Regions from separate parts of the Homo sapiens genome. Here region 2 is linked to region 1. A link is an interaction called in ENCODE POLR2A ChIA-PET data of the cell type or tissue named here. Cell type or tissue: PC-9. All regions are shown on one strand. Each heading gives the region's core, and the rest is flanking DNA. Links, peaks and the distances in the headings are about the cores only.

Evidence for each region. Peaks named below come from ENCODE experiments on the same cell type or tissue, not always from the same donor. Only the 100,000 strongest peaks of a DNase experiment are listed, where the experiment ranks them.
Region 2: POLR2A ChIA-PET joins it to region 1 with 17 read pairs; 1 of 35 experiments calls an interaction of 5 or more read pairs at or near these places.

The regions. Positions count from the first base shown.
Region 1 is chr3:170,738,769-170,754,261 of GRCh38, reverse strand. All of the region lies in intron 5 of SLC7A14-AS1 (SLC7A14 antisense RNA 1), which reads right to left. Among named protein-coding and RNA genes, the nearest start is that of RPL22L1, 120 kb to the left of the region's middle. In PC-9, for the core only: no CTCF peak of the experiment used is centred there; no DNase peak of the experiment used is centred there.
Region 2 is chr3:170,670,279-170,685,771 of GRCh38, reverse strand. All of the region lies in intron 2 of SLC7A14-AS1 (SLC7A14 antisense RNA 1), which reads right to left. Among named protein-coding and RNA genes, the nearest start is that of SLC7A14, 92 kb to the right of the region's middle. RefSeq lists enhancers at 3,405-4,123, 7,394-7,895. In PC-9, for the core only: no CTCF peak of the experiment used is centred there; a DNase peak (open chromatin) is centred at 6,371.

The DNA of each region.
Region 1 (15,493 bases), core at 4,271-6,770:
ATTAGAACCATTTTTTTCTGACTAGCAATTTCTCAGTATTCTGGGTTTACACATCTAATTCCTCCAGAAGTTTCCCAGGGGGAGAAAAGACAACAAAACTTGAATAAAATTATGACTGTTGCACTTCATGAATATATTATTCTAGTACCAGGACTCTCCAGGACAATTTGTCCTCACAGTTTATTCAGAAGAGGGTAGGATAAGAAAAATGCACACATATTTGTATATGTATATAAATGTTATGTATACATGTATCTATATATAAATAAATACATATACACATAGATATGCAAAGGGTGAGTCCTTATCGTAGCTCCCCAGAACTAAATGTATCATTTGTCATTGATAATATAAGCATAGGTAGAAAATGCTTCCAGTAAATTCCAAGGGAAATGAGTAATTAAGAGAAATACTTTGATGGTGATTTGAAATCCCCATTTTAAAATGTATTTCAAGCTCTTGCCAATTGATTCAAGTATAGGTCATTTCCCCCATTTGCTCTCCATGTCACAAACATCTTTAAATATTGATTATTTCTTTGGCTACTACTAAAATCATGTCATACTACCATATTGAAAAAATTATGGAGATTTTTTTTATTACCCTAATTTGTGAGCTTTGGGCTGTTTATAATTTTTCTATGAGTCATTTTGAAATCCAGGATGCTGCTCAGGAACTCAAATAACAGTGATTTTGTATGCTATTATTCAGCTCCTTCCATACAGAGAACAGACTCTAACGTGCATCTAATGGAGTTAATATAATAAGTGCACTTTTCATGTGAGCAATTCCCCAGTGGGTTGCTGCTTTCTCTTTGAACATGAATCACAGATTACAAAATCTATAAGTAACAAAGCAAAATTTCTTATGCATCTAAAGGAGGAAAGATACCTTGTCACATCTTATTTTATATTCGAAATGCCTTTTCAGTGAAGGTAAGATATTTGTTTCCTAAATTTTTGACTAGTAGAAGGTGCCTCGGTACTTTCTTGGGGTCAAAAATAAGATAAGTGAACTAAAATGGATAACAAAGTGTCCCAAACTGGTAATGATAATGTGAACCAATTTTGAGTTATCATCCAAATGATGTTTTCAAAAGAACACAGAGGAGTTCTCGTCAGAGCATTTTATGTTGATTTTTTTTCTTTTGCATTAATGGTTTGCTCATTCCTGAATCTTGCTTGTTTAAATTGAACAAGCCGCAGTGACAGGCAAGAATGACTCTATTCTCTCTCGTCTTCTAAAAATGGCTTCAGGCAAAATATCATTTTTTCCTCCTGTTTTCCTGATGAAATCAGATAGTCGGATGGCATCTGTTCAGGAAAGAGGGCAGCAGCACGAGGTCTCTGGTGAAACCTAGCCACTCTGATTTGAATCTACATTCACCAGGTATCTTGTAGGGCTCCAGGCAAATGCTACCAGGCTTTGCCCCACTCTCTCCTACTCATCACTTGACCACCATGCCACTTTCACCAAGTTTGAAGTCCCTGGAACACCATTTGTTGATTCATTAACCAACATTTATTACACAACTGCTATGTGTCAGACACTGCTCTAGGTGATGGGGGCCCAAACATACTGTCCCTACCCTCAAGGACAATACTGATTATCTCTTAATCCCCAGGAGCCCCTAGAACACTCGGGCATTAGGCCCCTAACATCCCAGCAAGCCCATTCTGGGTCCCATAGAATTAAAGAATCTGAAGCTAATGCATATTTACTCAGATTTCTATCCCCCGATTTGGATTTGTGGGTTCAAGGGAAAGATTCCAAAGAGGGGTGGGAGTGGAAACTGACATTTCTCTGTACTTCCTGTACATAGTCTGCAGTTGGCCTTATCTGTGGGCACTGTAACTTCTAGGGATGGCTAGTGCCATTTTGAGCCTGAGTTGTTTATTTTGCTCTATAAACTTAAATCTCAGCTGTGTCATCAACAACTAGAGAGAGGAGTAAGGACTCTGACTTCTATTTCTTTGGAATCTGCATATTGTATTATACACCAGTAGGTTCTATAAACATGCTCTTGAGAGGCATATGAATGCATGCTACTGATTTGTCATCAAACTTGTCCTCAGTGTGAATGCACAGATTGGTGTCAGCAGCAACAACTCAGAAGGGAGCTCTCTCTTTTCTTCCTAAATGGCTCTAATAAACACCATCCTGTCAAACCCCAGACTTCTCTTTCACACACTCAGCATATCCTGCTCATGTGTGTGGGAGCTGTAATCACTTCTGGGGTAATTCAAAAATCCTGAATCAACCAAACACTAAACACAGTGATAGGTGCACAGTGCAAACTTAAAAGATATTTGGAGTTGAAACCAAATGTTCTATGAGAAATCTCAGGGGGTCCTTCTGAAATTCGGTCCCTGTGAGCATGACTTGCCTGAGGCCCCCTCTAAAACACGTTCCATCTCTGCTTTCCTCCCTCTTCCTCCCCACATTTCCCTGGAGGGTACAGGCATGCTTGGGTTGGTGCCCAATCCTGAATGACTCAGGGAGTTTACTTTCCTGGTAACATTCCCCAGCTGCCATTTAGAAATAAAAGAAAACAAATACATGGGGCCAGGAGGCCAGGAGCCAGCCAAGAGGTGGTCCTGCATACTGGTTACAGGCTCAGACTCTAGGGTCAGGTAAATCTGGATTCAAATTCAGGCTCTCTCACTTGCCAGTTTTGCACTTGATGGAAATTATGGAATTTCCTTAATGCTCATTTCCTGATCCATGACTAATGATAGTGCCTCTCTTGTGGTTTACTGTGAGGATTAAATAATGGCATTAATGGGAAGTCTTTAGCAGAGAGTCTAAGAGAGAGCACAAGCTCAAACTAAATGTTGCCCAAAAGCATTTTTCTGAGATGCTCTTTTCCTATGCTTCCTGGGGTCTATCCTGGTCTTTATGCCTCTTTGTGGCTGCTAGAATCCCTCTTCTTGAGGATTTCCTCTGCTTGGCTGCCTCTGCCACTTCTCTTTCTCACCCATTGCATCACATCAAAGATGCAGACTCTGATATATACCCTAGCCTAAAGCTCTACTTCCCAGGAATGGGGGCTCCCAACCAATAGTCTCCCTGACCCCAGATCACTCTCCATCAAGCTCCTCCTAGCTTGTTCAAGGCATCTTGTAGCCCGAAACAGTTGACACAATAAAGAATAATTTTGCTTGGTTACAATTTATAAGTGTGTCTTGATTTTATAGGTATCACATGCTATAACCATAAGCTTTATGTTTGTTCTTATTTGAATAATAGCATGATAAAAATAACTCAAGTGAATGCTGCAATAGTTTCTTTTAAAAGTTCTGTGTGTTTTGTAAGTTGAAAAAGATGGGTTTAAAGGATTAAAGTTACAGCATTTCAAAGCTTTTTTATGAAATGTATAACATGCTAATGTTTACTGTGTAGTACATATGTAAATGCCTTACTTGATTGTACATGTTTTGAGCAGAAATGGAATTGTATTTATATATCTCTATAGTGCCTACTACTGAGTTTTGCCTGTCACATGTTCTCAATATATATCCTAATCATGCAGCAAATGGTTACTGAGTATCCGCCTTGTGGGAAGCAATCTACAAGGCTTTGTAAGGAACACAAAGATGAGAATGACACAGGTCTGTCCTGGAAAGACAAGTGATAGGTAACCAGCCAGCTACCATAAGGGGAGGGTGGTTGGTGTGGTCGGAGATAAAAATTAAATGCTGGAGGTTCAGAAAGGGAATATGTGCTTCTGGTTAAAAGACCTCCCTTAAACCTCATGGAAGAGGAGGCATTTGAGCTGAGATTTGAAGGAGATGTAAGATCTGGACATGCCAAGATGGAGCAGGAAGGCTTTGTAGACAGATGTGACAACTTGATCAAAGACCAGAATGCACACAATACAAATAGAATATGGGCAGGAATCTGATTGGTGGTAAGTATGCTAAGTAGGAGAACAAGCCAAGAAAGCAGATTGGACCAAATCCTAAGGAGCTTGGCTGCAGGCTGTGAGGAGTTGTTCATGGAAAGTTTTTGATTAAGTGAGCAACATAGACAAATTATTCTGGTACTTCCCATTTTCAAAGAGTAAAGAACAAATATCCTAATGAAATGTAATCCAGAATCACAAAGTTTTGAAGGATGTGATAAAATTGGAAGAGTAGAGGATTTTCTGGAATCTATTGCAAAGGCCAGAGTGGGAATTTCTCAGGAGCTTCATGGCACTTAGAGCTGAAACCATATGTTAGACCCTTATCTATCCTCATCAGTATGATGTTTGCTGCTTACATCTGTCAAGTCAGGCAACTTATGAGGCACTCAGAGCCTCACAATCCACACTCACTGATGGAACAAGTAGATATTTCTCAAAGATGAGTAAGATTCTGTTTAGTTCTTTCCTTCAAAGAGACTTCTGAATAATAGGAAGAAGACAATCACTCTGATAATATTGTTCCTTGAAAGCCTGTTCCCAAGGCAAATGACCCATGAGAATGGAGCCTGCTGAGTGAGGGGGAAGAAATTGGATGTAGAGATACCATTTAGGAGGCCAATTCAGCCCTCTATGAGAGGCATAGTAAGGAACTTAATGTGAGGGCCACAGGGTGGGGAGAGGGGGTGGAAAGAAGGGAAGATGGGAGTTTAAAGTGTAGACTTAAAACAAACAGGGCTTGTCACATCATTGGATATTAGATGGGGTAGAAAGAGAAGTTCAACATGACCCTCGCATCTTGTGTGTTTAAAGAGATGATGGGGCCATTGCTCCATCAGTAAGAGCATGTTGGGGAATAGGGGGAGTTGATGAGCCTGGAATATTTTGAGTATCACTGTGACTAGATTATAGGTATCTTCATTCAGTGGTTTGCCCAAGGGAAAGGATTGTGTGATGTTCATGTGAGTAGTCCCAGCACCCAGCACAAAGCCTGATACTGAGAAATTTCTCAATAGATATCAAAGAACTGAACTGTTGACTTGAATGGCCCAGCACACAGATATGCCAGTCTGGTGCTAGGGAGAGGAGTGGATCTGCTGAGAGGTGAATGTTGAGGAGAAAGAGCATAGAGCAAAGAGGCAGAGGACAGCACCTTATACTGAGGTAGCCACACGGAATATGGGGAAAGGAAGAAAAACCCATGAAGGAAACTGAGATGGAACTTTAGAAAGGAGAAAAGAACTGAGAAAAATGCAGGGTCCCTGAAACATTGAGAAGAAAAAACTTCAAGAACAGGAGTTAGAGAATACTTTTTAAACAGGAGACTAAAACCACTAGCTGTTAAGGAAAATATGGAACAATTTAATTAATGTTAACATTTTCTGTCCTTCAAAAGTAACCATTAAGATAGTGAAAAGGCAAGCCACAGATTGGAGAAGATATTGACAACACAGGTAACTGACACTGAACATAATGGAGACTATATGAACAACTACTACAAATAAATAAGAAAATGAAAGGCAGTACAAAGGATAAACAGGCAAGAGACTTGAAAAGGTACTTTATAAATAAAGAATATCCAAATGTCCAAAATGTGTGAAAGGATATCAACTAACAATCATTGGAAAGCAAATTTAAAATATTATACAACTACCTTTATGGCCAAAATTAATAAGACTGATTATGCCAAGTTTTGGTGAGGATTTAGAACTATAGAAACTGATATACTGCTGGTGGGAGTGTAAATGAAGACAAACACAACACTCTGGAGAACTGTGTGGCACTGTTTACTAAAGTACTGGATAATGCAATCTATTCCTCAGTAATTCCACTCTTAGGCATATCTCCAGAAGAAATGTGTGCCCACACATCAAAAGACATACACAAGAATGTTTAGAGCAACACTATTCATCCTACCTCCATCTGGAAACAACGCAAATGGCCATCAACAGTAGGATGGATAAATAAATTGTGGTATATTGTGTGAAACACTATAAGAGCAATAAAAATAACTAAACTGCATCTAAATGCAGGAAAACAAATAAATCTCACAAATATAATGTTGGCTGAAAGAAGCCAGATCCAAAATATTATTATAACCAAACAGAATATACTGTTTGGGGCCAGGCACAGTGGCTCATACCTGTAATCCCAGCACTTTGGGAGGCCGAGGCAGGTGGATCACCTGAGCTCAGGAGTTCGAGACCCTCCTGGCCAACAAGGCGAAACCGTGTCTCTACTAAAAATACAAAAAATTAGCCAGGCATGGTGGCGGGCACCTGTAATCCCAGCTACTTGGGAGGCCAAGGCAGGAGAATCACTTGAACTCGGGAGGTGGAGGTTGCTGTGAGCCGAGATCATGCCACTGCACTCCAGCCTGGGTGACAGAGTGAGATTCTGTCTCAAGAAAAAAAAGAATATACTGTTTGGTTCCAATTGATAGACAAAACTAAGTATTTAGGGGTGCACACTAGTGGCAAAAGAGTAAGAAAAGGCAAGCAAGTAAGTGATGTAGAAACAAGGGTAGTGGTTGCCTTGAGGAGGGCAGGATGGGAACTGGAAGGGTCGCAGCTGGGAGACTGGCATTGTTTAATTTCTTGTCCTGGGAAGTGATTACATGGATAACAATCCATCAAGCTGTGTATTCATGTAGCTTGCACATTTGTATACATATTTTATTTTAGAGGAAAAAAAATTTTTAAAGAACAGGATGGTAAAAAAAATTACAGCTATTTCAGTGTGGGGTTTACGTGGATAATAGCAGAGGACAGACTCTTGGCTTTATGGGTTACTTTTAATTTTCCAAAGAAGAGTTTCAGTAAGACAGGACAGAAGCTACATTTTAAGGGGTTAGGGAAGAAATTGGTTTTAAGGAAATGGAGGTCAATAGTAAAGACATGCAAAGGTTTTTTTGACAAAATGAAGGAGAAAGAAGAGGAGGCAACTTGATTGGGTAGAAAGTTTCCACTTTATTTTTAAGGCTATAAGTGTCTTCAATATAAAGACAATCTGGAGAGGTGAAAAATTCAAATGATAGCAAAGATAATTGATGGATAAGGTAAATGACATGTGGCAGTATTGGCTGTCATTGAGGGGTTACTTCCTAAGTGGTAAACATAAAGGAAGAGCTCTCAAGGATGGAAAAAAGGGGGGTCAAAGAGGAAAACTGGGGTTCAGAGGTCCCCCTTCTGCTCAGTGACACAGAAGGTAAGAGGTGCTAAAGCAGCCTTGAGGACCTGAGAAAGGTATACATGCCCTACGTAGACCCCAGGGTCTGTAGGTGGCATCTCAGGTCTAGCTGAAGTTGGTAGGAAGAACTTGGGTGGATTTGATCAGCAAGGCTTTTGAGGTTCTCTAGCAAGTACAACAGATTGGAAAGAATAATGATGAACTGGACAGTGTCATTTATCATGGTCCATACATTGATGGTAAGGGCAGGCACTGCTGTAGCTATATTTGCAGGGAAAGTTCAGAAAGCTGAAGAGATCAGAAAAATGATATTCCCTTGTTCTTCTCAACAAAATAACAGAGAAGATTATTTGCTGAGGGTGGAGGGATTGAGAGCTTTAAAGAAACTGATAAAGTTTGAAAGAGTCATTGAAGGCAATGAAAGAAGAGCTGATCAAAGTCAAGTTCAAGAATTGACTGACAAGGCAACACGGAGAGCCAGGCTGAGGTTTGGAGCCATGAGTCTGCTGTTGCATGAATCTGCAGGCTGTGTTCCCAAAACACCAAAGGTTCAGTCTAGGTCCTGCTGCTCACCTCACAGAAAGCCAATCACTGAGACAAGAGTATTTCCAGAGAAGAAGGCTTTAATTAGGTACTGCAGCTGGGAAGATGGGACGTCAGTCTCAAATCCATCTCCCTGACCAACTAAAACCAGGAACTTATATAGCAGGGAAGAAATGTAACATGCAGGAAAACAGGAATTAGGGAGGGGTAGGGAAGAGGAGTTGGTCAACAGAAAGCAAGTGGTCAGATAGGCAATCATGATGGGTGAGGGGTCTGGAATGTTGTCCAGATGGAGTGAACTGGTACGTTCCAGTTCCTTGATGCTATCTGGGAGGACTGATGTTTGGTTTCCTGGGAAAGAACTCAGATAAGACAAATTTATCTTCCTTAAGTTTTAAGACTGGAAGAGTCAATTTTTATGTTTATTCAAAAGAAACCATAGTATCAGTTCTATGGGTCAAGTGAAATCAGTTGAATGGGACAATTGGACTTGTTTCAGTTGTAGGATTTTCTCCTCAGCTTCTTGGAGAAGGAAAAATAAAACTGCAGTACTAATCCCATACCATGTTTTGCTAGATGAATATAGCAAGGGACAGGGTGAAGAAGTGGTGGCAAGAAATTAGAAGATACTGGCAGAAATTGGTTTAGGATCTCACCATGTGGCCCAGAATTTGAAAGAAAAGATAAAAGAGGAATTTCTGGATAAAATGAACCTCGATAGTCAAAGAACAAAGGCAAAAGAAATAGAGTCATGAGAACACTGGAAATTTTGAATATTGCAATCTGGGAGGATATTAAGATAACTGTTCCAACTAGTGACAGTTTCTAGGGTGTAAATGGATGGCTGAAGTAGAAACAAGGTCATTAAAAGAAGTGGTCTAGGAACTGAAAGGCTAGGTGATCAGATAAGCCTAATGGATGAATGTTCATAGGATGATAAATAGGTTTCAGATTTTATGCCAACTCAGCCTGAACATTCTGGCTGCCTCAGTGCAGTATTGAGAGGGATTCTGAGGCCATTTTAAGGGCCAGACAAAAAGAGTGCAGGAGTTGGCATGTAGAAGAAAACAGAGTAAGGTATGACTCAGGAATTCAAAGAATGAGAGGTAGTGACTAGTTCAAGAAGAATTGCAGGCATGCAATAAATATTAATCACCAAGTTGATATTCTTTTCTTTCCAGTCAGGCTATATTTCTTCTCTTATCTCTCTTCAACTAGTTACCACCATGAACCCAAATCCCCATTCATTTTAAAGATGGCTTAAAATCTTCCTTTGCCAGCACTTTTTGAGTTTTGTCCAATCAGAGGTCACTCAGTGGAAAACTGTACAGCAACATCCATACACACTTAAGGAATTCCAAGCCATTCACATTGAACCCACATGGTCTCTTAGGAGTGCTCCCAGGGTTGTGTAGAAGAAAAAGAAAGCAAATTGGACCCTTTACAGAAAACACATTTTTATTATCTGTGAAACTCAACTGGCCATTTAGAGTATGATTGTTCTGTACTTGGAACAGTGGAAAGATGGGCCAAGTTATAACACATTAAGCATGCATATTATTTCAATTAATACTCATGATGGCCCTGTTGATGAGATATTATCACTACCATTTATTTAACAAAGTATTTAAAATACTTTGTTATTTTAAATTAAAATTACATCTTTCATGTAACAAAATACAGATGCATGGATAGCATAAATTAAAAGTCTTTTTCTCAACACATCTTACACCCTTGTCCATTTTGTTGACAGAGACAGTCCCTTTGAGATTAAAACACTTGTCAAAAGTCACATAGGGAGTGGAAGAGGTAGCAATGAAAGCCATGTTTGTCTAACTAAAGACACTTTAATCTTTGTTTTATTACTTAAACACCATTGCCTAGTACTAGTCTTTTCAGGAAGGATATTACAATGAGCAGAAAAGATAATAAGCGGCGATCATGAAGACTACTTATTATTAACTAAACAGAAAGATGAGGCAATGTCAAGTGATATGGTTTGGCTCTGTGTCCCCACCCAAATCTCATCCTGAACTGTAATAATCCCCATGTGTCAAGGGTGGCACCAGGTGGAGATAATTGAATCATGGGGGTGATTCCCCCATGCTGTTCTCATGATAGTGAGTGAGTCCTCACAAGATCTGATGGTTTTATAAGGGGCTTGCCCCTTCACTCAGCACTCATTCTGTCTCCTGTGGCCCTGTGAAGAGGTGCCTTCTGCCATGATTGTAAGTTTCCTGAGCCTCCCCAGCCATGTAGAACTGTGACTCAATTAAACCTCTTTTCTTTATAAATTACCCAGTCTCAGGTATTTCTTTATAGCCACGTGAGAACAGACTAATACATCAAGGAAAATGGAAACTGACACAAATGTAAAAATTCTATTGAGACAGACTGACCTAAGCTGGTTCTGTCTATGGTTCTGGACTTGCTTATAAAAGCAAGTGACAACAGCAAAAATATGGAATCAATGTAAGCGCCCAACAATGGATGAATGGATAAAGAAAATGTGGTATACATACAGAATAGAATATTATTCAACCATACAAAAAGAATGAAATCCTGTCATTTGTGACAACCTGGATGAATCTGGAAGACATTTTATTAAGTGAAATAAGCCAGATGCAAAAAGACAAATACTATATGATATCACTCATATGTAGAATCTAAAAAAAATTGAAAGGCTAGGCATGGTGGCTCACGCCTGTAATCCCAACACTTTGGGAGGCCTAGGAGGGAGGATCACTTGAGATCAAGAGTTCAAGACCAGCCTGGCCAACATGAGGAAACCCCCATATCTACTAAAAATACAAAAATTAACTGGGCATGGTGATGTGCACCTGTAATCCCAGCTACTCGGGAGGCTGAGGCACAAGATTCACTTGAACCTGGGAGGAAGAGGTTGCAGTAAGCCAAGATCATGCCACTGCACTCTAGCCTGGGTGACAGAGTGAGACTCCGTCTCAAAAAAATAGATATCATAGAAGCAGAGAGTAGACGGGAGGTTGAGGCAGGAGGATCACTTGAGCCCAGGAGTTTGAGGCTGCAGTGAGCTATGATTATGCTGCTGCACTCCAGCCAGGGCAACAGAGTGAGACCTTACCTCTAAAGAAAAAAAAAAAAAGAAAGAAACAGAGAGTAAACAGTGGTTACCAGAGACTAGAGAGGGGAGTGGGGAAGAATGGAGAGAGAGTGGTCCACGGTACAAAGTTATAATTAGATAGGAGGAATAAGTACCGCTGTTCTATTGCACAGGAGGGTGACTGTTACAAAATAGCTAGGAGAGAAGCTTTTGAATATTCTCACCACAGAGAAATGATGAATGCATGAGGTGATGGATATACTAACTACTCTGATTTTATTGTTATACAACATATATATGTATTGAAACCCTAAATTGCACACCATAACTATGTACAATTACAATGTGTCAAATTTTTTTAAAAAGGCAATTGAACATATAGTTGACTTTCACTTCAGCCAAAGATGGAGTAATAGGGACAGGACTTACTTTCCTCCTGAAAAAAATCTGGAGAAAATATATGAAACAACCAAGACCATGGACATCAGCAATGCAGGACAGTAATTCCTATGGACAGTTGCCCTAGGTTACCGCCTGGAGAGAATGTCCAAGCTGTGCCACAGGGAAGTGGAAAGCAGAAGGGCCCAGTGTTCTCTCTGAGTGGAGGAGATGAAGCAGGGAGTCTGGGAAGGTGGAGTCAGCTGGAGTTCTTGGGGCAGAGTTGCAGAGAGGAAAAATCTGCATGCTAAGGGAACTCCAGAGGTCTGTGGAAGGTTCCCTTTGGGTCTTTAGCTCCATACTGATTGGCACATGTAAGATAAGAAACTATCTGAGGTCGGTATACAAACCAACCAACAGGATTAGAGGGAACATAGCTGAGGCTCACACAGAACCAGGAATAATTTCTGATCTACCAGCCACAGTACAAAACCTCTTAATTCACTGGGCATCAGATGGTGTATTGAAAAGGTCTTTGCCTCAAAAGAGGAGCAAAATTAGGTCTAGAATAAATGATGCTCTGGTCTCACCTAAAGAAAAACCTTAAAATCAAGACCCAGAAAGATCAAAGTGTGTCTAGATAACTTAATTGTTAGGACAAATCTCATGCATGTTTATAGGAATATACAAATATTCAGCACTCAACAAAGTAAAGCTGCCAATGTCTAGCATCCATTCAAAAATTATCCAGCATGCCTCTTCCTCAATCCATGTTTTCAGTTCTGATCCATCTGTTCCATATTATTTCCAGCTGTACCTTAGGTAGCAAATGTTAAATGTGTCTTTCCTCTCTGCCACTTTCTCTGAATTCTTAGCAGCTTTCACTAGGATTTTGAAACTGCATTCCTGTACCCAAAGACCTCTAGGCCTCACTTGGTTTCTCTCCACTCTCCTGCTAACATAGCCTGAAGCCACCTTTTAGAGAGGATACAAACAAAAACAAAAACCCAAAAACAAACCAAAAAAGGAATGTTGTAGGCCCCAGCAATTTCTTGGTGTAATTCATTTACTAAGAACTGCTCCTTTGGGGACGAATAATCCAGCTTGTCTGACAATTTCTATGTATTATATGCCACTCAGTACAAAGTGTAGTAGTTTAATGACAGGAAGATTTGTGTTGTGAGTAATCTGAGCAAATGTTCCTCAAAGCCACAAGAAGCTTAGGGTTTAAAGGCAAGAAATTTGGGAACGTTTTAAATGTGACTCATCCAGGTAAATAGGACCACAAATATAAAATTCAAAACACATGCTCTAAAAATATCCACATCTTCACATGAAGCATGCTCTCCTTATGTAATAAGGCATGTCTTTTAGATATTTTTCAGAAAGAATCTGATTTCATTCTTGAGAAAAGCTATTAAATTCTAAGATCTGTGCTTTGTGTGATCTCAGTCTCCTGACTAAAGCCTCAGGCAATAATAATATATCAAAAACAAAATCGGCATTGAAAAGATTTTAAAATAGAGGGAACTGCAATAATCTCTTCCTTCCTGGAGGCAGGTCTCTCAGGCTAGGGATGGAGTCACAGGATTCACCTAGAAACGCTTGGTATCCTTGGGATGTCCTCTTAGGTAAGAAAACAAACAAACATCCAAGTATTTGTCAGATTCCTACCACGTGCCAGATTCTGTGTTGTGTGCCAAAGGCTTGGAATAAAATGAAGCCACGCCCCAGCCTCGCAGTTAGTGATGCTCTTATTCAAGTGGTTTTGGTTTGGCTGCCTCTGACACTTTATTCCATGTTGCCTAATAGTTTTAAAAGCCCCTATTTTATAGTCAGTGCATCTTTCTGTGGGTCCCCAGAGAAGGGAAGACTGTGAGGTAAGGGAAATACAGTTTCTTCCCTCCTCCCTCTCTCTCCTCCTCCTTTCATGCCCTTCTGGGCTCTCTGACAAGGGCTGTTGTGGGCGGGGGAGCTCGCAGCGTTTGAGGCTTTAGTTTTAAATTCTGTTCAGGTTTTCCTCTAAGTACTGCTCTTCACTGTGTCTGCTCATAACTGAGTCTCCCCACTTTCCTGGCTCTGCTTATTCTTAGAGCTCAAAGGCCCCTAGGATCACTTCTTCTGCCCCAGCCAAACTCAGCTCTCCCCTCCATTTTGATGTACCAGAAACAACTTTCGGTCCACAAGAAACAGTGGGTTTGTTTGGCAAGTCCCAGGACACTGGGGTATGGCCTGGCAATCAGACCCTGCTGGGCTGGGCTGTGAGTGGCATGTGAATGTGAACGCTCCTACCATGAGCGGCATCAGGCTGTGTCCTGCTCCTTCCCCTTCTTTCCTTTGTATATAGTGATCCCTGTCCCTGGAACTCTTCTCTCATTCCTGCCTACTGCCTCTATTTTCACCTAGCCAACTCCTTTCTTCAAATGTTTCCTCCTATAGAAGTCTTTGGGGGTTAGGTAGTGTTATGGACTGAAATGTTTCCTCTGCTCCCAAATCCATATATTGAAATCCTAAACCCCAGTTTTCAGAATGTGGCTTTATTTAGAGATAGGTTCTTTTCAAAGGTAGTCAAGCTAAAATGAGGTCATTAAGGTGGGCTGTAATCCAACATGACTGGTGTCCTTATAAAAAGAGAAAAGTGAACACAGAGCCGTGCAGAGGAAAGATGATACAAGGAGACACAGGGAAAAGACAGCCATCAACAAGCCAAGGAGTGAGTCTCTCACAGCCCTCAGGAGGAGCTAGCTCTGCCAACACCTTGATCTTGGACTTCTAGCCTCTAGAACTGTAAGAAAATAAATGTCTGTTGTTTAAATCGCCCCACCCATGGTATTTTATTATGGCAGCCCGAGCTGTTGCACTTAGCCTCTCTGAGCTTCAGTTTCTTCATGTATTGACTAGGGGTGATAATTTCTATTTTATGGGTGGATGTGAGGATTGAATGAGATGATATATATGAACATCCCTGGATAGATGGCTGTTCTGTGCACAGGGACAGGCAGGGCATGTCTGCACAGCAAGTGGGGACTGAAGCCAATTTGGGACTTATTGATCATCAGGTGCCTATGGGACATCCAGGAAGACACTCTAGTAGCAATGGCACATACAGTGCTGGGTGAGTGCCAAATCCATGTCAACTGAATTCCTTTATTTTCCCTGTTCCCCATTTCTCTCTCCCTCATTTTCATATGTGTAATCCAACAAGGCTGATGTTCTCCACACCGCCTTTCCATCTCCACTCTTCTCTCTACTCCTTATAACCTGTCAGCACAAACAATAAAATGTGTATGTATCTATCTATCTGCCTCTATTACCTGGGAAGTCATTTACTTTATGAAAAAAATAAAGATTGGAAACCCATGGGGCTTATGGAGGATGTAGAGAATGTTTGAATGGAGCAGGGCTTCCTTTGTGTCACAAAGACGATAGTGGGTGGTATGGATGATTTGTGAGGTTTTTGATGGTACTTACCATGAGGAGACTTGGGGAGGCAAACCAACTCATTTATAAATATGAGCTACTTCCTTCGAACATTTTATACTGAGACATGTAGATAGAAATGCCTCAGGCATGAATTCTTGGCAATTTAGTTGCTTCTGGGTTTTAGAGAAACAAATTTAAGTGCATTAAATGATTATATCTGGGAAATTATACCATACTGCTTTGAAATTAAAAAAAGCTCTGTCATAAGCTCAACATGTGTAAGTATATGTAAATGCGTGTGTTTATGTGTGTGTGTGTGCGTGCACACACATACATGTGTATTTGTGTGTTTGAATAAGAAAGTAAACTGAGGGAGAGGAAGATACTTGATGTTCGTTTATATTCACTAGTCTTTTATCTCAAGCTGAAATCTTTTTTCTTTGGATACCTGTGGTTGTCTGATCACCACAGGTGTTAGTGAGAGCTAACAAAATGACCAGAGAGAAGAAATATAAAATTATACAGAGAAAAGCCCAGACTAGACTTTCAAATCTGACCCATTCCATGATGTATTGCCTTTCACAGAATTATGAGCCATAGCATGTCATAACCAGGAAGGACACCACTGTCACCTGGTTCAGCTCCCTCATTCCAAGGCAACGATGGGAGGAACAGAGAAACAAAGCGATCTGTCTAAATGACCCATGGAAAAGCAGTGGGGCAGCCCCATCCAAGCCTGGGCAGAATTTCATGCTGTGAGGCCACTGTGTAATCCACATGAGGATCTAGGTCAGAGGTGATGGGTTTATGAGAGGGCAACGCTTCAGTGTGGCATTTTAATTTATGAAATTGAAGCCTACTTTGCAGTAAGCAACTCACCAGCTGCTGAAGCAGGGCTCCAGTAGCATAGAAGGTGCCTTCATGACAAATTAGAAAAAGGCACCCCCTTCAGGCATATGACACAGGAGAGAGAT
Region 2 (15,493 bases), core at 5,084-7,583, 69 kb after region 1:
GCCTCTCTTCGCTTTCACTTAGACTGACCCTGACACCCATTAGGCTCAGCAAATTACCTGGGCTGTACTGCCGCAAGGCTTCACAGATAGCCCCCATTACTTCAGCCAAGCCCAAATTTCATCCTCATCTGTTACCTATCTCGGCATAATTCTCATAAAAACACATGCTCTCCCTGCTGATTGTGTCCGATTAATCTCCCAAACCTCAATCCCTTACAAAACAACAACTCCTTTCCTTCCTAGGCATGGTTAGTGTGGTCAGAATTCTTACACAAGAGCCAGGTACGCACCCTGTAGCCTTTCTGTCCAAACAACTTGACCTTACTGTTTTAGCCTAGCCCTCACGTATGTGTGCAGCAGCTGCCGCTGCTTTAATACTTTTAGAGGCCCTAAAAATCACAAACTATGCTCAACTCACTCTCTACATTTCTCAAAACTTCCAAAATCTATTTTCTTCCTCATAGCTGATGCATATACTTTCTGCTCCCCGGCTCCTTCAGCTGTACTCACTCTTTGTTAAGTCCCACAGTTATCATTGTTCCTGGCCTGGACTTCAATCTGGCCTCCCACATTATTCCTGATACCACACCTGACCCCCATGATTGTATCTCTCTGATCCACCTGACATTCACCCCATTTCCCCATATTTCCTTCTTTCCTGTTCCTCACCCTGATCACGCTTGATTTATTGATGGCAGTTCCACCAGACCCAATCGCCACACTCCAGCAAAGGCAGGCTATGCTATAGTACAAGCCACTAGCCTGCCTCTCAGAACCTCTCATTTCCTTTCCATCATGGAAATCTATCCTCAAGGAAACAACTTCTCAGTGTTCCATCTGCTATTCTACTACTCCTCAGGGATTATTCAGGCCCCCTGCCTTCCCTACACATCAAGCTTGAGAATTTGCCCCCACCCAGGACTGGCAAATTAGCTTTACTCAACATGCCCTGAGTCAGATAACTAAAATACCTCTTAGTCTAGGTAGACACTTTCACTGGATAGGTACAGGCCTTTCCTACAGGGTCTGAGAAGGCCACCGCAGTCATTTCTTCCCTTCTGTCAGACATAATTCCTCAGTTTAGCCTTCCCACCTCTATACAGTCTGATAACGGACCAGCCTTTATTAGTCAAATCAGCCAAGCATTTTTTCAGGCTCTCAGTATTCAGTGAAACCTTTATATCCCTTATGGTCCTCCGTCTTCAAGAAAAGTAGAATGGACTAAAGGTCTTTTAAAAACACACCTCACCAAGCTCAGCCGCCAACTTAAAAAGGACTGGACAATACTTTTACCACTTTCCCTTCTCAGAATTCAGGCCTGTCCTCAGAATGCTACAAGGTACAGCCCATTTAAGCTCCCGTATAGACGCTCCTTTTTATTAGGCCCCAGTCTCATTCCAGACACCAGACCAACTTAGACTGCGCCCCAAAAAAACTTGTCATCCCTACTTTCTTCTATCTAGTCACACTCCTATTCACCATTCTCAACTACTCATACATGCCCTGCTCTTGTTTACACTGCCAGTTTACACTGTTTCTCCAAGCCATCACAGCTGATATCTCTTGGTGTTATCCCCAAACCACCACTCTTAATTCCCTCTTAGAGTGGATAGATGATCTTTGCCGGCAGGGCACCCTCCAATATTTCCACCCTGATGAATTTCTATTCTTTACTTTTATACTCACTCTTATTCTCATTCCCATTCTTATGCCACCCTCTACCTCTCCCCAGCTATCTCCACCACACTATCAACCTTACCCATTCTCTCCTAGCCACAACTGCTGGCGAACAGCAGTTGGCTTTGCATTTCCCTTTCTTCCAGTGCCTACATAGCTGTCCCCGCCTTACAGACAGACTGGGCAACATCTCCTGTCTCCTTACACCTCTGAACTTCCTTTAACAGCCCTCACCTTTACCCTCCTGAAGAACTCATTTACTTTCTAGACAGGTCCAGCAAGACCTCCCCAGACATTTCACATCAGCAAGCTGCCGCCCTCCTCCGCACTTATTTAAAAAACCTTTCTCCTTATATTACTCTACTCTCCCCATATTTGGACCTTTCACAACACAAACTAGTATTCCTGTGGCCGCTCCTTTATGTATCTCTCAGCAAAGACCCACTGGAATTCCCCTGGGTAACCTTTCACCTTCTCGATGTTCCTTTACTCTTCATCTCTGAAGCCCAACTACACACATCACTGAAACAATTGGAGCCTTTCAGCTCCATATTACAGACAAGCCCTCTATCAATACTGACAAACTTAAAAATGTTAGCAGTAATTATTGCTTAGGAAGACACTTACCCTGTATTTCACTCCATCCTTGCCTATCTTCCCCTTGCTCGTCAGACTCTCCTCCCAGGCCCTCTTCTTGTTTACTTATACCCAGCCCCGAAAAAAACAGTGAAAGGTTGCTCGTAGATACTCAACGTTTTCTCATACACCATGAAAATCGAACCTCCTCCTCTATGCAGTGACCCCATCAGTCCCCATTACAATCTCTGACAGCTGCTGCCCTAGCTGGATCCCTAGGAGTCTGGGTACAAGACACCCCTTTCAGCCCTCCTTCTCACCTTTTTAGTTTACATCTCCAGTTTTGCCTCACACAAGGTCTCTTCTTCCTCTGTGGATCCTCTACCTACATGTGTCTACCTGCTAATTGGACAGGCACATGCACACTAGTTTTCCTTACCCCCAAAATTCAATTTGCAAATGGGACCGAAGAGCTCCCTGTTCCCCTCATGACACCGACATGACAAAAAAGAGTTATTCCACTAGTTCCCTTGATGGTCAGTTTAGGACTTTCTGCCTCCACTATTGTTCTCGGTACTGGAATAGCAGGCATTTCAACCTCTGTCACGACCTTCCGTAGCCTGTCTAATGACTTCTCTGCTAGCATTACAGACATATCACAAACTTTATCAGTCCTCCAGGCCCAATTTGACTCTTTAGCTGCAATTGTCCTCCAAAACCGCTGAGGCCTTGACTTACTCACTGCTGAGAAAGGAGGACTCCGTATTTTCTTAAATGAAGAGTGTTGTTTTTACCTAAATCAATCTGGCCTGGTGTATGACAACATAAAAAAATTCAAGGATAGAGCCCAAAAACTTGCCAACCAAGCAAGTAATTACGCTGAACCCCCTTGGGCACTCTCTAATTGGATGTCCTGGGTCCTCCCAATTCTTACTCCTTTAATACTCATTTTTCTCCTTTTATTCGGACCTTGTATCTTCCGTTTAGTTTCTCAATTCATTCAAAACCGTATCCAGGCCATCACCAATCATCCTATACGACAAATGTTTCTTCTAACAACCCCACAATATCACCCCTTACCACAAGATCTCCCTTCAGCTTAATTTCTCCCACTCTAGTTCCCACGTCACCCCTAATCCTGCCTGAAGCAGCCCTGAGAAACATCGTCCATTCTCTCTCTCCATACCACCCCCCAAAAATTTTCACTGCCCCAACACTTCAACACTGTTTTATTTTTCTTATTAATATAAGAAGGCAGGAATGTCAGGCCTCTGAGCCCAAGCCAAGCCATCACATCCCCTGTGACTTGCACGTATATGCCCAGATGGCCTGAAGTAACTGAAGAATCACAAAAGAAGTGAATATGCCCTGCCCCACCTTAACTGATGACATTCCACCACAAAAGAAGTGTAAATGGCCGGTCCTTGCCTTAACTGATGATATTCCACCACAAAAGAAGTGAAAATGTCCAGTCTTTGCCTTAAGTGATGACATAACCTTGTGAAAGTCCTTTTCCTGGCTCATCCTGGCTCAAAAAGCACCCCCACTGAGCACCTTGCGACCCCCACTTCTGCCCGCCAGAGAACAAATCCCCTTTGACTGTAATTTTCCTTTACCTGCCCTAATCTTATAAAACGGCCCCACCCCTATCTCCCTTCGCTGACTCTCTTTTTGGACTCAGCCTGCCTGCACTCAGGTGATTAAAAGCTTTATTGCTCTCACAAAGCCTGTTTGGTGGTCTCTTCACATGGATGCACATGAAAGTCCCAGCTACTCAGGAGGCTGAAGTGGGAGGATTGCCTGAACCTGGGAGGTTGAGGCTGCAATGAGCTATGATCGTGCCACTGCACTCCAGCCTGGGTGACAGAGTGAGACCCCATTTCAAAAAAAAAAGGAGGGGAGGTGGCATGGTTTGATGACAAGGAAGAGATTAAGAGTCATTGCAATAATAATATAAGACCATCCAATAGGCTGTTTTTCAATTTATAATGGCATTTGTTCTTTAGCGATTGAAAAACAAAGTCATTTTCCACTTCACTGGTGATAAGTCAATATTTTTATTACAAAGAATGACTGCTTTCTTCTTTTTCCTTTTGCCTAAATGAAATTCTTAATTGATTGGCATTTAACTATGTAAAGCATTCAAACAGAAGTGTTAGGAAGACATCTCTCACTCAGCTCAGAACAATATATTCTTAAGAATGTATTGCCTCAATGTGGAAGCCATTCTATAGCGTGGGCACTTTGCCGCTGCTGTCAGATCCTGCCAGGTACCTGTTACAGACGGCCAAAGGAGAGTCCTCAGAAACCTCTGACGTAGACAAGAGATGATCAGTGTCAAACACTCTAAATAAATCCTCAAAACAACTCTGGAATTTGTCCAAAAACAAAATCCCAGCAAGTTTAGTTTAAAGGTATAATTGGCGGGAACATATTGTAAGGACAGAAGTATAAAAATGAATTACTAATCATTCAAAAAGAAAAAAAATTTAAGGCATAGTTGGCTTTTTTAGTCATTCATTAATCAGAAACAGCTTATCTCAGATTTAGAAAGGTGCTCCAGTGAGCTGGGCAGAAGAGGTGGGCTTCATAGGCAGAAAAGACTGATGAAAGCTAAAATGAGGAACAAAAAGCAAACTGGTCATTACAAAGCTGTTTTCCTTATAGAATTAAAACAGTGGGGACCTCCTTATCATGCTGGCTCAGACAGACTGGGCCCCTTTTGATTGGCTGATGTGAATCTCCTGTTTTTTGGAAAACTGGCTCATTTTAAACTTTAGTTTGACTATGTAGCACCTAGCACAAGTGACTGCACTCTGGTTTTGTCTTGTTTGTTGGGGCCTGAAGGAGGAGTTACTCCAAAACAATGGCCTCCCATAAATATAACAAAGTTATAACTATTTCCATTTCACAGATTGACATATCAGGTCAGTAAATAAAGGCAGAGAGAAAAACAAAGTCCAATAAATAACATGCCTATCATAGGGAAATAGATGGGTTAGGTTTTCAGTAGAGCTTTAATAAATCTATGTTAGTTTGAATTATAACATCTATGGAGGGCAGTTTGGCACTACCTATCAAAACATAACTGTGCTTACCCCATAACACAACAGTTCCACATACTGGGATTTAGCCCACAGATACATGCATACCTACAAGAAGTGCACGTGTATCATATCCATTTTAGCAGTGTTGAAATAGCAAATCTTGGAAGTCTACTATGAATGAGTGCCAATAATAGACTGGTTAAATCACTTTATGGCACATCCATCAATAGAATATTGTGCAGCCATTAAAAATGAGGCCGCTTTTTCTGATGTAGAAAGATCTTTAAGGTATGTTAAATGAAAAAAGAAGATATGGAACAGTGTGAATGTTTGTATAAAGAGTAAGCATTTATGAATTTACATGTATTTTTATATTCACATATATTATATATTTATAGGCTATCTTCAGAAGGATGCATAAGAACCTAGTAAGATAGCCTGCCTCCTGTGAGGGAAGCTGAGTGACTTTGGTGACTAGAGGGAAAGAAACTTTTCACTTTGTACCTTTTGAATTTTGTACCATGTCCAGGTACTATTTAGGAAAACAATTGTTTTTAACAATTTAAAAGAGGTCTATAATCCTCTGCTGAGGCCCAAGGAGGTAAACCACAAGCCCAAGGTCACAAAAGGTGGGAAGAAACGAAACCAGGGATTAGCACTGGATTCGTCTGATTCCCACATCCACACACTTTCCTCAGCACCACGCTGCTGTTCGTCCAATTCTCCTCTGCATCACAGCTAATGATGAGATCCTAAGGCTGAAATAGAGCTCTCACCATCTAAAGGGGCCCATTTCCCACCTTCAGCAGGAATATTTTGAACTTAACCTGAAAGAGACCTGCCTCTTACTAAAAGAAATCCAGGAAGGAGATTACCTTAGTTTTCCTGTTTCAGTATCTTACGAATAATTTTATTTAGCAAAGCTTCTTTTCAACATTTGGTAGCAAACCAAGCTCCTGAATAATTTACAAAATAAAAATTTCATAAACCTATACTGTGGCTTCAAGTTAGCACCTTGAAATACTGATTCATTCATTTCAAGAGCGTTTATTGGGCTTGGAGGCCTGTTGGGAGATGAGTTGAGCATGCAGGAATCTACGATATGAGGAAGAATGTGATGCCAACTATAAGCAAGACAGGCAGGAGGCTCCTTCAGAGCCCAGGTCACATGCCACAGGTCCATAGGGCCCAGCCAGTGCCATGAGTGAGCAGCAGGGCCCCTGGGGGCATGGAAAGCTCAAGCCCTGTCTCAAGGGGCAACCACTGCTCCCCTCTCCTCTATCAATGCCTTATGGGAATGAGGGATCCATGTTGTTTATCTTCCTATTTCATGTGGAATCTCTTAACTTTTATGTAGTGGCTTATAAATTTTAAAAGCCACCAGGCATCTCAGATAAAATGTGTCTGTGGGTAAGTTTGAAAGTCTTGCTGTAGTGTTTTCATGCACTTCCTAGAATTCCCCCATGGACAAAGAGGCAGTTCAATGTTTGGGCCAAAATCAAAAGCCCTTTTCTCAGTCTGGGTGTAGAGAAAACTCCCAGTGTGGTAGCCTTGTTCTCTTGGCCCTGATTTCCCCTTACCCTGTCACCATTTCCTTAGACTGTCCTTGCAGACAAATCTTCAACTCTGAATTTCCAGAGCAAATTTTCCCAAAGGGTTTTCTGCAGCCCACCTCTCACAGACATGTCTTATCTTTAAGAGCTGCTCATGGGGTAACTATTCCTGTAATAATGGTGATGTCCTGGATGTGATACATTGCTGTCTTACCAACTGCTCACACCTAGTGAAAAAACAGTAGTGAAAGCCATCTTTGTCCCCAGGTATCTTCATTATTGACTTTAATTCAGGGCTTTCCTCGCTTAGAATTGCCATGGCATTGGAAGGGTCAGGAGAAGGGACTAAGCTCTAGAATTTTGAGAATTTTCTAAAGAGAACTTGAATATGGGGGCAGACTAGTCTTCTAGCCAAGAAACTTGGGTTTCAGCCCTTGTTCTGCTGCTGTGTGACCCTGGGCAAGTCATTGTTGCCAGTTAAATATCCATTTGCTCCTCGATACAATGCAGACTCTGATGAGAATATCCCTAATGTCCCTTCTGGCCCTTGTTGTCGAGTTTCCCTGATCCTGATCTGAGTGGACTTAGTGGACATAGAGAAAGCTACTCTCAGTAAGAACTTGGTGGATTGACACATGGCTGATTTAAATAATAACTGTCAGGGCTCTGAGCCCAAGCTAAGCCATCATATCCTCTGTGACCTGCACGTATACATCCAGATGGCCGGTTCCTGCCTTAACTGATGACATTCCACCACAAAAGAAGTGAAAATGGCCTGTTCCTGCGTTAACTGATGACATTGTCTTGTGAAATTCCTTCTCCTGGCTCATCCTGGCTCAAAAGCTCCCCTACTGAACACCTTGTGACCCCCCACTCCTGCCCACCAGAGAACAACTCCCTTTGACTGTAATTTTCCTTTACCTACCCAAATCTTATAAAACGGCCCCACCCCTGTCTCCTTTCACTGACTCTCTTTTTGGACTCAGCCCGCCTGCACCCAGGTGAAATAAACAGCCATGTTGCTCACACAAAGCCTGTTTGGTGGTCTCTTCACACGGACACGCATGAAATTTGGTGCTGTGACTCAGATCAGGGGACCTCCTTTGGGAGATCAATCCTCTGTCCTCTTGCTCTTTGCTCTGTGTAAAAGATCCACCTACGACCTCAGGTCCTCAGACCCACCAGCCCAAGGAACATCTCACCAATTTTAAATCGGGTAAGCGGCCTCTTCTTACTCTCTTCTCCAACCTCTCTCACTAACCGTCAGCCACTTTCTCCTTTCCACTCTTCTGTCTCTCCCTTCTCTTAATTTCAATTCCTTTCATTTTCTGGTAGAGACAAAGGAGACACATTTTATCTGCGAACCCAAAACTCCGGCGCCGGTCATGGGCTGGGAAGGCAGCCTTCCCTTGGTGTTTAATCATTGCAGGGATGCCTCTCTGATTATTCACCCATGTTTCAGAGGTGTCAGACCATGCAGGGATGCCTGCCTTGGTCCTTCACCCTTAGCGGCAAGTCCCATTTTTTGGGGGGAGAGGCAAGTACCCCAACCCCTTCTCTCCATGTCTCTACCCCTTCTCCACCTTTCTGGGGGGCAAGAAACCCCCAACCCCTTCTCCTTCACCCTTAGTGGCAAGTCCTGCTTTTCTGGGGGAGGGGCAAGTACCCCAACCTCGTATCTCTGCACCCCATCCCTTATTTCCATGCCCTGACCTCTTATATGTCTGCACCCTGATCCCTTATTTCCATGCCCCAACCTCTTATATCTCTGTGCCCTGATCCCTTATTTCCATGCCCCGACCTCATATCTCTGTGCCCCAACCCCTTTCCCGCTTTTCTGGAGGGTAAGAACCCCCGAACCCCTTCCCTCCGTGTCTCTACTCTTACTTTTCTTTAAACTTGCCTCCTTCACTATAGGCAACCTTCCATCCTCCATTCCTCCTTCTTCTCCCTTAGCCTGTGTTCTTAAGAACATAAAACCTCTTCAACTCTCACCGGACCTAAAACCTAAATGCCTTATTTTCTTCTACAATGCCACATGACCCCAATACAAACTCAACAGTGGTTCTAAATGGCCAGAAAATGGCACTTTCGATTTCTCCATCCTACAAGATCTAAATAATTTTTGTCAAAAAATAGGCAAATGGTCTGAGGTGCCTGATGCCCAGGAACTCTTTTACACATAGTCCCTCTCTAGTCTCTGTTCCCAATGCAACTAGTCCCAAATCTTCCTTCTTTCCCTCCCTCCTGTCCCCTCAGTCCAAACCCCAAGTGTCGCTGAGTCTTTGTAATCTTCCTTTTCTACAGACCCATCTGACCTCTCCCCTCCTCCCCAGGCCAAGCTAGGTCCCAATTCTTCCTCAGCCTCTGCTCCTCCACCCTATAATCTTTTTATCACCTCCCCTCCTCACACCTGGTCTGGCTTACAGTTTCATTCCATGACTAGCCCTCCCCCACCTGCCCAGCAATTTACTCTTAAAAAGGTGGCTGGAGCTAAAGGCATAGTCAAGGTTAATGCTCCTTTTTCTTTATCCCAAATTAGTTAGATTTAGGCTCTTTTTCATCAAATATAAAAATCCAGCCCAGTTCATGGCTCATTTGGCAGCCACCCTGAAACGCTTTACAGCCCTAGACCCTAAAAAGTCAAAAGGCTGTCTTATTCTCAATATACATTTTATTACCCAATCTGCTCCTGACATTAAATAAAACTCCAAAAATTAAATTCCAGCCCTGAAACCCCACAACAGGATTTAATTAACCTCACCTTCAAGGTGTACAATAATAGAGGCAGCCAAGTAGCAACATATTTCTGAGTTGCAATTCCTTGCCTCCACTGTGAGACAAACCCCAGCCACATCTCCAGCACACAAGAACTTCCAAACGCCTAAACCACAGTGGCCAGGTGTTCCTCCAGAACCACCTTCCCCAGGAGCTTGCTATAAGTGCCAGAAATCTGGACACCAGGCCAAGGAATGCCCACAGCCCAGGATTCCTCCTAAGCCATGTCCCATCTGTGCGGGACCCCACTGGAAATCAGACTGTTCAACTCACATGGCAGCCACTCCCAGAGCCCCTGGAACTCTGGCCCAAGGCTCTCTGACTGACTCCTTCCCAGATCTTCTTGGCTTAGCAGCTGAAGACTGACAGTGCCCGATCGCCTCAGAAGCCTACAGAACCATCACGGACAATCTAGGTAACTCTCACAGTGGAAGGTAAGTCCGTCCCCTTCTCAATCAATATGGAGGCTACCCACTCCACATTACCTTCTTTTCAAGGGCCTGTTTCCCTTGCCTCCATAACTGCTGTAGGTATTGATGGCCAGGCTTCTAAACCTCTTAAAACTCCCCAACTCTGGTGCCAACTTAGACAACACTCTTTTAAGCACTCCTTTTAAGTTATCCCCACCTGCCCAGTTCCGTTATTAGGCCGAGACACTTTAACTAAATTATCTGCTTCCCTGACTATTCCTGGACTACAGCTACATCTCATTGCCGCCCTTCTTCCCAATCCAAAGCCACATTTGTGTCCTCCTCTTGTATCCCCCCAACTTAACCCACAAGTATAAGATACCTCTACTCCCTCCTTGGCAACCGATCATCCACCCCTTACCGTCTCATTAAAACCTAATCACCCTTACCCCGCTCAATACCAATATCCTATCCCATACCATGCTTTGAAAGGATAAAGGCCTGTTATCACTCACCTGCTACAGCATGGCCTTTTAAAGCCTATAAACTCTCCTTACAATTCCCCCATTTTACCTGTCCTAAAACCAGACAAGCCTTACAAGTTAGTTTAGGATCTATGCCTTATCAACCAAATTGTTTTGCTTATCCACCCTGTAGTGCCCAACCCGTACACTCTTTTGTCCTCAATACCTTCCTCCACAACTCACTATTCCGTTCTTGATCTTAAAGATGGTTTTTTCACTATTCCCCTGAACCTCTCGTCCCAGCCTCTCTTTGCTTTCATCTGGACTGACCCTGACACCCATCAGCCCCAGCAGCTTACCTGGGCTGTGCTGCCACAAGGTTTCAGGGACAGTCCTTATTACTTCAGCCAAGCTCTTTCTCATGATTTATTTTCTTTCCACCCCTCTGCTTCTCACCTTATTCAGTATATTGATGACCTTCTTTGTAGCCCCTCCTTTGAATCTTCTCAACAAGACACACTTCTGCTCCTTCAGCATTTATTCTCCAAAGGATATCGGGTATCCCCCTCCAAAGCTCAAATTTCTTCTGCATCCGTTACCTCGGCATAATTCTTCACAAAAACACACGTGCTCTCCCTGCCGATCATGTCTGACTGATCTCTCAAACCCCAACCCCTTCTACAAAACAACTACTCCTTTCCTTCCTGGGCGTGATTGGATACTTCCGCCTTTGGATACCTGGTTTTGCCATCCTAACAAAACCATTATATAAACTCACAAAAGGAAACCTAGCTGACCCCATAGATCCTAAATCCTTTCCCCACTCCTCTTTCCGTTCCTTGAAGACAGCTTTAGAGACTGCCCCCACTCTAGCTCTCCCTGACTCATCCCAACCCTTTTCATTACACACAGCCAAAGTGCAGGGCTGTGCAGTCAGAATTCTTACACAAGGACTGGGATCGTGTCCTGTAGGCTTTTTGTCCAAACAACTTGACCTTACTGTTTTAGGCTGGCCATCATGTCTCTGTGCAGCGGCTGATGCCACCCTAATAATTTTAGAGGCCCTTAAAATCACAAACTATGCTCAACTCACTCTCTACAGCTCTCATAATTTCCAAAATCTATTTTCTTCCTCACACCTGACGCACATACTTTCTGCTCCCTGGCTCCTTCAGCTATACTCACTCTTTGTTGAGTCTCCCACAATTACCATTGTTCCTGGCCCAGACTTCAATCCAGCCTCCCACATTATTCCGGATACCACACCTGACCCTCATAACTGCAACTCTCTGATCCACCTGACGTTCACCACATTTCCCCACATTTCTTTCTTCCCTGTTTCTCACCCTGATCACAGTTGGTTTATTGATGGCAGTTCCACCAGGCCTAATCACCACACAACAGCAAAGGCAGGCTATGCTATAGTACAAGCCACTAGCCCACCTCTTAAAACCTCTCATTTCCTTTCCATTGTGGAAATCTATCCTCAAGGAAATAACTTCTCAATGTTCCATCTGCTATTCTACTACTTCTCAGGGATTATTCAGGCCCCCTCCCTTCCCTACACATCAAGCTTGAGGATTTGCCCCCACCCAGGACTGGCAAATTAGCTTTACTCAACATGCCCCGAGTCAGATAACTAAAATACCTCTTAGTCTAGGTAGACAATTTCACTGGATAAGTAGAGGCCTTTCCTGCAGGTCTGAGAAGGCCACCACAGTCATTTCTTCCCTTCTGTCAGACATCCTCAGTTTAGCCTTCCCACCTCTATACAGTCTGATAACGGACCAGCCTTTATTAGTCAAATCAGCCAAGCATTTTTTCAGGCTCTCAGTATTCAGTGAAACCTTTATATCCCTTATGGTCCTCCGTCTTCAAGAAAAGTAGAATGGACTAAAGGTCTTTTAAAAACACACCTCACCAAGCTCAGCCGCCAACTTAAAAAGGACTGGACAATACTTTTACCACTTTCCCTTCTCAGAATTCAGGCCTGTCCTCAGAATGCTACAAGGTACAGCCCATTTAAGCTCCTGTATAGACACTCCTTTTTATTAGGTACCAGTCTCATTCCAGACACCAGACCAACTTAAACTGTGACCCAAAAAACTTGTCATCCCTATTATTTTCTGTGTAGTCATACTCTTATTCACCTGTTCTCAACTACTCGTACATGCCCTGCTCTTGTTTACACTGCCAGTTTACACTGTTTCTCCAAGCCATCACAGCTGATATCTCCTGGTGCTATCCCCAAACCACCACTCTTAACTCTTAAAGTAAATAAACAATCTTTACTGGCAAGGCTATGCTGAGTCTCCTTAGGCACTCTCTAATTACATGTCCTAGGTCCTCCCAATTCTTGGTCCTTTAATACCTGTTTTTCTCCTTCTCTTATTCCATTTAGTTTTTCAATTCAAACAAAACTGTATCCAGGCCATCACCAATAATTCTAAATGACAAATGTTTCTTCTAACAACCCCACGACATCACCACTTACCACAAAATCTTCCTTCAGCTTAATCTCTCCCACTCTAGGTTCCCACGCCGCCCCTAATCCTGCTCAAAGCAGCCCTGAGAAACATCGCCCATTATCTCTCCATACCACCCCAAAAAAATTTTCACCATCCCAACCCTTTACCACTATTTCATTTTATTTTTCTTATTAATATAAGAAGACAGGAATGTCAGGCCTCTGAGCCCAAGCTAAGCCATCATATCCCCTGTGACCTGCAGGTACACACCCAGATGGCTGGTTCCTGCCTTAACTGATGACATTCCACCACAAAAGAAGTGAAAATGGCCTGTTTCTGCCTTAACTGATGACATTGTCTTGTGAAATTCCTTCTCCTGGCTCATCCTGGCTCAAAATCTCCCCCACTGAGTACCTTGTGACCCCCACTCCTGCCCGCCAGAGAACAACTCCCTTTGACTGTAATTTTCCTTTACCTACCCAAATCTTATAAAATGGCCCCACCTCTATCTCCCTTCTCTGACTCTCTTTTCGAACTCAGCCCGCCTGCACCCAGGTGAAATAAACAGCCATGTTGCTCACACAAAGCCTGTTTGGTGGTCTCTTCACACAGACGTGCATGAAAATACTGCAGGACAGGAAGATAAGGGGAGAGGGGCATCCACCAAAGGTGTGATATTTTTATTCATCAATGAATGATGCACAGATTTTGTCAAAGTAAGTTTTTGTCCTGAAATGCTTGAATCAGCATGAGGCCATGCAGCATAGGACCATGAGAAATGAACCACTGGGTTTTTCCTTTTCCTCTCCCCTGAGCCCAGCTGGCAATGCCAAGTGATAGGTGCTCTGATGGGAAAGGACAAGAGGCCACAGGAACATGGATGGCAGGATCTAAACCAGGGTCTAGAGGAGTCCAGGAAATCTTCCAGGACTAAATTACCTGAAATTTTATGTAGAGGCCTGAAATCTGAGTAAGAGTTAGTCAGGCAAACAGAAAAAGGAAACACATTCTAATCAATGAGAACAGGGAAGGTAAGGGCCAGAGTTGTAAGAGAGTCACCACATTAGAAAAACTGATTGAAATTCAGTATGGCTGGAGCACGGAGTGCAAGAAACTGAGGCAAGATGAGAGAGAATGTGTCTGGAGATAAGCAGATACCAGATCATGAAAACATGTCAAGCCATGACTCTATGCCCAATTCCTTAGTCCATTCATTTATTCACGTATCTATGCACCCCATGCATCTAGTCATCCACCCATCCATCTATCATTTGTCACCCATCCAACAAAAAATACAGTGGTTCTCAACCTTGGCTGTTTATTAGGGTTACATGAAGAACCTCAATACCTCAACCCCAGGCTGTATCCCAGACCAGTTAAAAGGAACCTCTAGGGGTGAAACCCAGGCATCAGTATTTTTCAAATCTCCCCAAGAGATTCTAATGTGTAGCCAATAATGTGTTACCTTATACACTTTCAGGTTAGCCTTGGTCTTGCAAGTAACTGCTCTACTTTCCCCTTACTGCTCTGAGTCTTGGTTTCTCAATCCCAGGCCCATGAGTTTTATAGAACTGGCCATTCAATCTAGGCCACTAGTGGTTTATAGGACACCATTGTGAAAATTAGAACAGGCACTCCTTCCTCAAGGCACATTGCTTCATTCTGTTTGAAATCGTCTTCATATTGTATATTGATTATACTGAACAAATCTGCCCATCTGTCATAAAACTGTTGTATTCAACATACAAATCAATAATGTCTGCAGTACAAATAGAGACTCCTTGCAGTTGCAGCCTGGTACAGTGCACAACCTGTACAACCATAGATGATAAGCCTCTTTTAGTCAAGGGAAGTATGTGATTTCAACCCCGCAAGTATTTTGTTGATCCTCAGCAACTTATTCTTTGGTTCCTTTACAGTCAGGATGATCTATAAATAAGGAGAATGTATGTCTGAAGTTCAAGTGACTACTCTTGGTGCTGAGAAAGATTTTTGTTTTGTTGATTAGTGAATTTATTTAAATAAGAAGTCCTATTAAATGCATAAAAATTAAATCACAGTTTTTTTAATGAGTCATCATTATTTAAAAAAATTATGTTGCATAAAATTGGAACTGTTCCAGAAAATCTGAGAAGGATGCCTGCCAAACTCTAACTTCCAGTCTGAAATTCTACAGCCCAATCTCCAGCTCCCATGATGGGACATTTCTGCCCCAGTCTGCTCTCTTTGCCTAGTGGGTCCCTTGCAGTTTAGAGGCACTGGTGACTGTGATGGTTCTAATTGGGACAGGAGAGGTGCACAGAGCACTGTCCCTGTGGTGCTGTCCCTCCAACACTTCTCATGCAGAGATGGCTGCTAGAGAGGGAATGACTGTGTGGTCTGGTCTCTCTCTCACTAACCCTTTAGGCACTGCCATGTACTATTTCCCGTTACTGCTGTGCACCTGAGCTCACTGATGGCTGAGGAGGGACAAAACTGACAAGAGTGATGATGGTCCCCAAATGCACATGGAGCATTTGC